Regions from separate parts of the Homo sapiens genome. Here region 2 is linked to region 1. Evidence: chromatin contacts called from ENCODE Hi-C or POLR2A ChIA-PET data. All regions are on one chromosome and are shown on one strand. The core of a region is the stretch at or near the end of the contact, and the rest is flanking DNA. Distances in the headings are between cores, read along the strand shown.

The links. A loop is a pair of places that touch in the nucleus more often than their neighbours do. ChIA-PET counts read pairs that join two places held with the same protein, here RNA polymerase II (POLR2A). Pooled maps may share reads with other maps.
Region 2: a map of PC-3 shows a loop between it and region 1 (11-fold over the local background). The contact joins two enhancer-like sites. A Hi-C loop is called at or near these places in 6 of 168 maps with a recorded cell type or tissue (IMR-90, MCF 10A, OCI-LY7 and 3 more) and 2 of 50 pooled maps. POLR2A ChIA-PET finds 5 or more read pairs at or near these places in 2 of 52 experiments (BJ and CD8-positive, alpha-beta memory T cell).

Annotation. Positions count from the first base shown.
Region 1 is chr1:172,744,426-172,748,173 of GRCh38, forward strand. No RefSeq gene overlaps it. Among named protein-coding and RNA genes, the nearest start is that of FASLG, 87 kb to the left of the region's middle. Within about 2 kb of position 2,031, at least 14 of the 41 ENCODE cell types and tissues checked have a DNase peak (open chromatin) inside an H3K27ac peak, as active enhancers do; they include PC-3, endothelial cell of umbilical vein and mammary epithelial cell, where a contact is called at or near this core.
Region 2 is chr1:172,916,539-172,920,286 of GRCh38, forward strand. No RefSeq gene overlaps it. Among named protein-coding and RNA genes, the nearest start is that of TNFSF18, 130 kb to the right of the region's middle. Within about 2 kb of position 1,578, at least 5 of the 41 ENCODE cell types and tissues checked have a DNase peak (open chromatin) inside an H3K27ac peak, as active enhancers do; they include PC-3, endothelial cell of umbilical vein and mammary epithelial cell, where a contact is called at or near this core.

The DNA of each region.
Region 1 (3,748 bases), core at 781-3,280:
TTACACTGCATGGTGACCGTGGCTAATAATATGTTATTATATATTTCAAAATTACTAAAAGAATAGATTTTTAATGTTCTCATTACAAAAAATGATAAGTTGGTGAAGCGATCGATATTTTAATTAGCTTGACTGAGTCTTTCTACAATGTATACATAGATGAAAACATCATATTGTACCCCATAGATTTATACAATTATATATATTATCTCACAGAGCTATTCTGAAGATTAAGTAAAATGTCTGGCCTAATATAAACAGGAGGTAAACAGATAGGTATTTATTTCTTGTTTCTTTGATATAAATGTTGACATCGGATTTATTTGTTAGGACGAACTATAGACAAGATGGTGAGAACCAGCAAGATGTCCTCAGGAATTCCTGCTTCACTTATCCCACAGAGCTGACTGTGGCCCCTTCAGAAGTCCAGATACTTTTTATTCTCATTTCCTTTCCAGTCTCAATGTGAACTCTTAGCAAAAAACTGGATCCTTCTCAATCAGCTATTTCCTTCAGAGAGGCGGAAGAAGGAGAGATGGGTGAGGGGTCATCCCAGAAATCCTAGTGGACAGGCCTCTTCTGGGAGCATCAGATGCCTACAAGGTGTTTATGGACTGACATCTGTGAGTGTGTCTGTTTTCTTAGTGTTGGTGTCAGGGTGTGTAGAAGTTGAAAGTGAATGGCAACTCTAGTGTCTTGTTGTGTTACGAACTTTCACCAGGTGGCAGAAGAGTACTGTGAAGAGAAGTCACAAGGATTCACAATCACTCTCCAAAGTAGTGGGAAGTCAAGCAAGAAAGGGTGGCTTGTTCAGAACAGTTGCGATCATTCTGAAAGCAACTCATAAGGGTTGGCAAGTTAAGCTCCAATATGAATTCATTTAGAAACCAGAAAAACAAGAAGAGACTAGCTTGCCAGATGAGAGGAGATTCTGTATGAAAGGAGAGACTTCTAGAAGTGTGGTTGGCAAACCATCCCAAAAGCCTGCACAGTAGGGTAACATGAATGGACCTCATTTAGTTGATTACCTGGAAGTTCAACTGTGGGTATGAAATGTAGGATCAGCTAATATGGTGGCAGAGGAGCTGGTTGCCTATATGGTTTAATTGGAGAATTCCTGAATCTATTTTCTTCCACCCAGTTTCTCTATTATGGTTTATCTGGGGTCAGCCTTTTCTCTAAAAGGTCACTATTATAATGCAAGTACGGAACACCCCCCCTCCCCAGCCCCTTAACTCTTGTTAACTGATATTAATTCTTCTGATTAGTTTATGTCACTTGGAAGAGTGGATTGTCCCAAGGAAAGAATGGAGAACAGGCTAGACCTTGGTGTTGCTAAAGCTAGTGCTGCACTCATGGCTAGGCCAGTGTTCTCCTGTTGAGTAGAAACAATTTCATAGAATGCCAACATCAGAAAAGGCACTCTGTGATCACAATAGAGAAAGAAATAAAATCCACTCTATAATCCTGTCTGAGCACAGATGAAACCAAGAGCGTTGTCTAAAAGTGACCACAAAAATGACCAGTGTGCCCCTATCCTTATTGATATAAGAGATTGCTGCTGCTTTACCAAGGAATGCTTTAGTCAGTCTCGTTTTATTCTTCACACCTTCTAGGTAAGAATTATTAAGATACCCAGTCATGGGATCCTAACAATATCTAACTCAGAGAAAAGATCCACTTCTTTAAACCCTGTCCAAAATCACTTAACACGAGGTTTGGCAAGAGAGCACCTGACGTTCAGAGAGAGATGAAAACTAGGGAAAGAATGTACCAAAGGAAAGGAAAGAGATGATGAAGCCAAAACCTCAGGGCTTTACAGTGGGGCCTTGAGTGGGCTCTTGTTTCAATGTATTCAGTAACCAGAAGCCAGGGACCCTGCTTGCACTGCCTGCCACTGACATTTCTCCTCTGATCTAAGTCTCTGCTTAACAAAGAAGCCTGTGGCTACTCTTAAAGTCTCCCCATCTGGAATGGGGGTGAGTTTGTTCAGCTCACTCCTTCTTCTCCTTCCTGAGCAGCTGACTTATTCTGATGTGGTTTTGCGGTTATACAGTAAGCAGCACTGCTTATGTGGACATGGTGTACTTTCAGTTTCTGAAAGTGAGTCATGTTGACTTTCCTCTGAGGAGTAAGAGTGACCCTTGCTTAAAAGGACAACATGACTAGAAGGAAGAAACACCAGAGGCCACCAGGACCAGAATGTTTACCAATGTAGGCAGTCACTAGTTTTTAGGAGTAGTTTGTGTCATCTTTTTAAACAAGGTAAACTAGGAAGAAACATTTGGTTTTGAATCTTTGAGTGTTTGCCAATGTTTGAAGTACTTATCTATTTTTACTCATCATTTAAAGTGATGTTTGTGGCTAAGAGCTCAAGATCTACAAACATACTTAAATAAGTTTACATTTGGTCAGCTGGAACCTGATGGGGACATTTCCAAGAGGATCACTTGCTAGTATTACATCTTTAATTTTCATGTATGTTAATGGCTTGTGATATTGGACTATTCATCCAGGCCCTAAGAAATCTCAGCAGGTCTATTGAGAATCAAAATTAAGGCTGTACATAGCCACTATACAGAATAAGGAGTTTCTTGTAATCTAACTCTCCTTCGTGGTCTTATTTGGTTAATTTTTTCATGATAACATGTAGAGCCAATATGGGCTCTTGTCACCACTTCTGCATCCTTGCAAGCATTGTTAATTGTCTTATGTTTTTCTTGCTTAGCCAGGATGTAGCCTCAAGATACTTCCCGTCACCATGCTCCTGACAGCCACTGCTGTCAGATCACAGTAGATAAGTGAGATCAAGCCCACTTGCATGTCTGCCCTAGAATCTCCATTTAACTTTGCTCTTGGGTATCCAAATCATAGGAGTGCCGCTGTCCTCCAATCAAGGAGACTGTCTTTCTTTCCTCAATAATTAAATCCCTCTGGGTCCAAGAAAGCGCGAATAGAATTATTGTCAAATTCTATATCACTGAGCCATCATCACTACCTATTGCCTTGGTAAGTCATTTGGGCAATTGGAGAGAATAAGAAAAGCCCAGTAGTGAAGCAGCATGTATTAAATAATTAGTGAGATATTCAAGACAGTTTATATTTCACAAGTATATAAAAATTGCTATTACTTCACGGGACTGAATTTCCTTTTCTATTTTCTCTTTCTTTCTTTCTTTCTTTCTTTCTTTCTTTCTTTCTTTCTTTCTTTCTTTCTTTCCTTCCTTCCTTCCTTCCTTCCTTCCTTCTTTTTTTTGAGATGGCGTCTTGCTCTGTTGCCCAGGCTAGAGTGATCACAGCTCACTGCAACCTCTGCCTCCCAGGCTCAAGCGATCTTCACACCTCAGCCTCCTGAGTAGTTGGAACTACAAGTATGCACCACCAAGCCCGGCTAATTTTTGTATTTTTTGTAGAGACGGAGTTTCATCATGTTGCCCAGGCTGGTCTGTGAACTCCTGGACTCAAGCCATCTGCCTGCCTTGGCCTCCCAAAGGGCTGGGATTACAGGGGGCTGAATTTTCAAGGCAAGGCAAGTCCCCCTTTTAACTTTTGTTAGGTACTAGGCCTGTCATTTGGTAGTTGCTATAAAGTAGGTGGCAGCATCTATTAGGATGGAATAGATTCAGTAGGGAGACTTACTAAACTGCTAATATTTATGAAATTTAGTATGTGATAGCTATTTGTACTTCTTAATAAAATATATTTATTAAAATCATAACATACAAGTACTGATTAAATATTGTTCTAG
Region 2 (3,748 bases), core at 328-2,827, 170 kb after region 1:
AAAAGACACTCTTTCAGATTATTTTTCATATGGTTCATCAGTTTGGGCTCCATGACATTCAGCTACTTTCAATAATCACCTTTATAAAACAAAGATTTGCCATCTTTGGGGATATTCAAAATAACATTTCACAAATTTGTAGGCACTGCCTAGGTTCACTTTGTCTTCTCCACCCAACTCCTTGCCTGTCTTTCTGAGGTCTTCCCTGTACTCTGGCCATAGCACTCTCTTGGCCATGGCAGGTGGCATTTGCTAGGCTTAGGATACTTGTTTCCATTCTCTTACTCACCTGAATTTACTCACTTTTAGATTCTGGCCTAAAATATTACTTTCCAGAAGGGTTTTACCTTCTGGCTCCATCTTCCATCTTCCATCACCCATCACTGAATATTTACCTCATGTAAATATTTACTGAAAACATTTATATCACCACACATTTTATTAGCCCTCTAGCCTCACTGCTTTGGGTCTGAGTGGATGTTAGAGCCTCAGGAGACCCTTCATTCCTACAGAGCCTACTGGGGCCCAAGCTGAGTTACAAGCCTGGCCACTGTAGATTCTACCCAGGAATGAGCAGCACACACTTGTTTTTTATCCATACTTTTCCTTCTCCTCTCTCCTTTGCCTGACTCCTACCCCTTTCACATCTTGGCATGGATATGACTTCCTTAAAGACATTGACCTGCTCCCCCTCTACCCTGCCCTTTACTGAATGAAGTTCCCCACCCTATTATGTGTCCCCAAAGCACCTGTGCTAACTCTATCATGACAGTTCTTAGATAGTATGGAAATTGTCTGTGTGGTTACCTGGTGGCTTGTTGCAACATTACAAATTAGCTCCTCAAAGACTGGAACTGTGTCTTGTCGATATGTGAACCTCAGCTAGACACTTAGTAGCTGCTTGGTCAACGACAGCCGAACAAAAATCAAATAGAAAGTTGGATGGAAAGATGGATGGATGGATGGATGGGTGGGTGAGTGGATGAGTCTAAAGAGAAGCTTGAAGGATTCTGGATGAACTGGATGCCTTGTTCCTTCATCTTTTGGATTTTTTCTTAGCTTTTTCTCAAAATGTTTACCTTGTGGATCTCTAGTCTAGTTCTGAAGTGGTGTTAATTGCTTTTATTTTTTTTTTTTATTTCCTTCAGGCTGGGAGACTCCCAAGGAAAACTGACTTAAAGTCCCTAATTTGAACTGGAAAAAGGACCCCATTGATGCAGTTAGTTTCTTCCCATTGATGCATTTAGTTTCTTACTCTTGAGACTGAAAGTTGACCTATTTTTCAGTTGGTAGGTAAGTTGGGAAATTTTTAAAGCTTATGCAAACTTCACTCTTGGCATTATTGGCCTTGAAGAAATGTTACGAAGACTTCTCTTTGGAAAGTGAGTTTGCTGGAAGTAGCAACACACTCCTGTGATAGAGACAAGTATAGAATATTCCTTCCACACCTGTATTGCCTTCTCCAGAACTGCATTTTAACAATTCAATATTTTCTCATTGGCAAGCACTCTCTTGTTGGTTGTATTCATCTCAGGGAGTTACATTTTTCTCTTATGAGTTCGACATTCTTTCAACCGTGTTCTGCCAGTGAGTCATAGGGACCCAGTGCATTTCAGGAGCTATAGACCAGAAGTTGAGCATATTGTTCCAAATACTTGGATCTGCATTTTAATATTGTGACTAAGTGGGCTCAGGGCACATTTCAGCAGAAGGCACTTTTGCATTTTATTGTGGGCAACTTCCTACCACCTCCACCCAGAACAATGAATGGAGTTGAGGTTTTCCCATTTATTCATATCTGGTATCTCTGTGCCAAAGTGACATCCACACAATGTTTTCTCATATTTAAACAACACTGGTCACTTAATTACAGTTTAAAGTTAATTCAAGAGAAGGGCTATATACTAGTAGAAAAATAAGTTTTATCTGGATATTATAATTATGAGGCAATTAGTAATTTCTTGGTGGCTTTTTGGGATCAGTCTCACTACTTCTTAGTCTCACCTTAATCAGTCTCATTAGTTAATTCAGAAAATAATCAAACCTTAACATATGTTTTCACTTTTACTTCTTAGCTGTGTTTTTGGAGCTAGGCAACATGGTACACTCAAAGAATGTAGAAGAATTAAATACCATAAGGTACCCGGTTGCATGATCTCATTACACCCTGTTCTTTGTCTTTATAGCAATGGCACAGTTGGATATTGTGTTTCTTGGTTTATTTACTTTAAATATCTCTCTCCCACTAAACCGTAAAGTCCAGGAGACCCAAAGGTGTGTTTGTTTATCCAAAGTCTAAAACAGTGCCCTCCACATTGTGGGCTCCCCATAAATAATTGATAAACGAATAAAACAAATGATCAGTTAGCATCTACTTAACAGAAAGCAAGCCCATAGAGCGTCTTTTGAATATCTGCAATTGTTCCATTCCAGGATTGAAAGGAGGCCCACAGAGCTCTACATGCCTCTAGTGAGACCCTTCCCAGGCTCCCAAACTCATGTTTAATACTCCTCCAAAACTTACCACCACAAACTGCCTAAGGACTAAATGCAAGAAGGCGCTGTAGTCAGAATCGATCATCTGCCTTCACCTTGGAGTCTTTAGGGCATGCCCTCAGGTTATCCTGCCTCTCTTCTCCTCACACTGCTCGTTATATTTCCTACTTTGACTCCATCTCCCATCTCTTCCCAGGCAGGTCCCCCAAACCCTTTCTCTGGTTTCTCTTCTTATGGTCAAGCCTCAACAATATCTCCAGTATACACAGCCTCTTCTCTCGCAACTCTCTTCATTAGCTTGTCCTAAGTGAAATCCGGGTCTCCTTTAAACATACTGCTTCTCCCACATCCCTTTCAAGTGAAGATGTTTTTTTTCCTCTCATAAACCTTGTACTATATACTAGAGATGAGATATGTGTCTTTGATTCTCAGTGCTTCTCCCAAATATTGTTAATCCTTTAAAAACATTATCTGAAAATGCCTGCCAGTAGATTCCATACTCATCACCTACCTACCTCCTAAGCCCTAAGTCTCACCTCTCTTTTCAATAAAAAATTTTAGCCTCCAGTTCACCATGTTTTTCCTCACCCACTACTCTTATCAGAATTTTTGATTACTTCAATATCCACAGGGACAATCCATTCTATACTTGTTCTCTCAGTCCCTTGATCTCTTTCCCAATGCTCTTAAATGCTACCCCAGCTCACCTCAGTCATCTACTCCCAGAGTTATACCCTAGACCATATACTTTGCAAGAACCAAATCTCCCTCAAAACTCTCTGATCCCTACTTGCATGTTTCCAATTCAGTTCTTCTTGTAACCCTCCTCCACTGCCCATGGAATCTTTTCCATTCACTGTTTCCTCTTTTCATTGCTCATTATCCCTTCCACAGCTGCTCTTCTCACCTTTCTCAGTTTAATCGATTGGTTCATTATCCTCATCATTGCTCTGTCACATACACCTTCAACTGCCTCATCCCTTTAGATCTTCATTACATTCACGTGGTTAAATCCAATACTTCACCTATTTTTGTTTGCACTGAGTAGCTGAATAGAGCTGCAGCACTAACCTCAAATGACATTAATCACACTGGACTTACTAGCACATCCCTTCCCTACATAATGATAGCTTTGGTTCACACTGTTTCCTCTCTCTTCAATCCTCCAATAAACCTACTGTTCCTTCCTTTCAGCTGATTACTTTGCTTGGTTCTTCACTGAGGAGATAAGAACAATCAGAAAATAACCTCC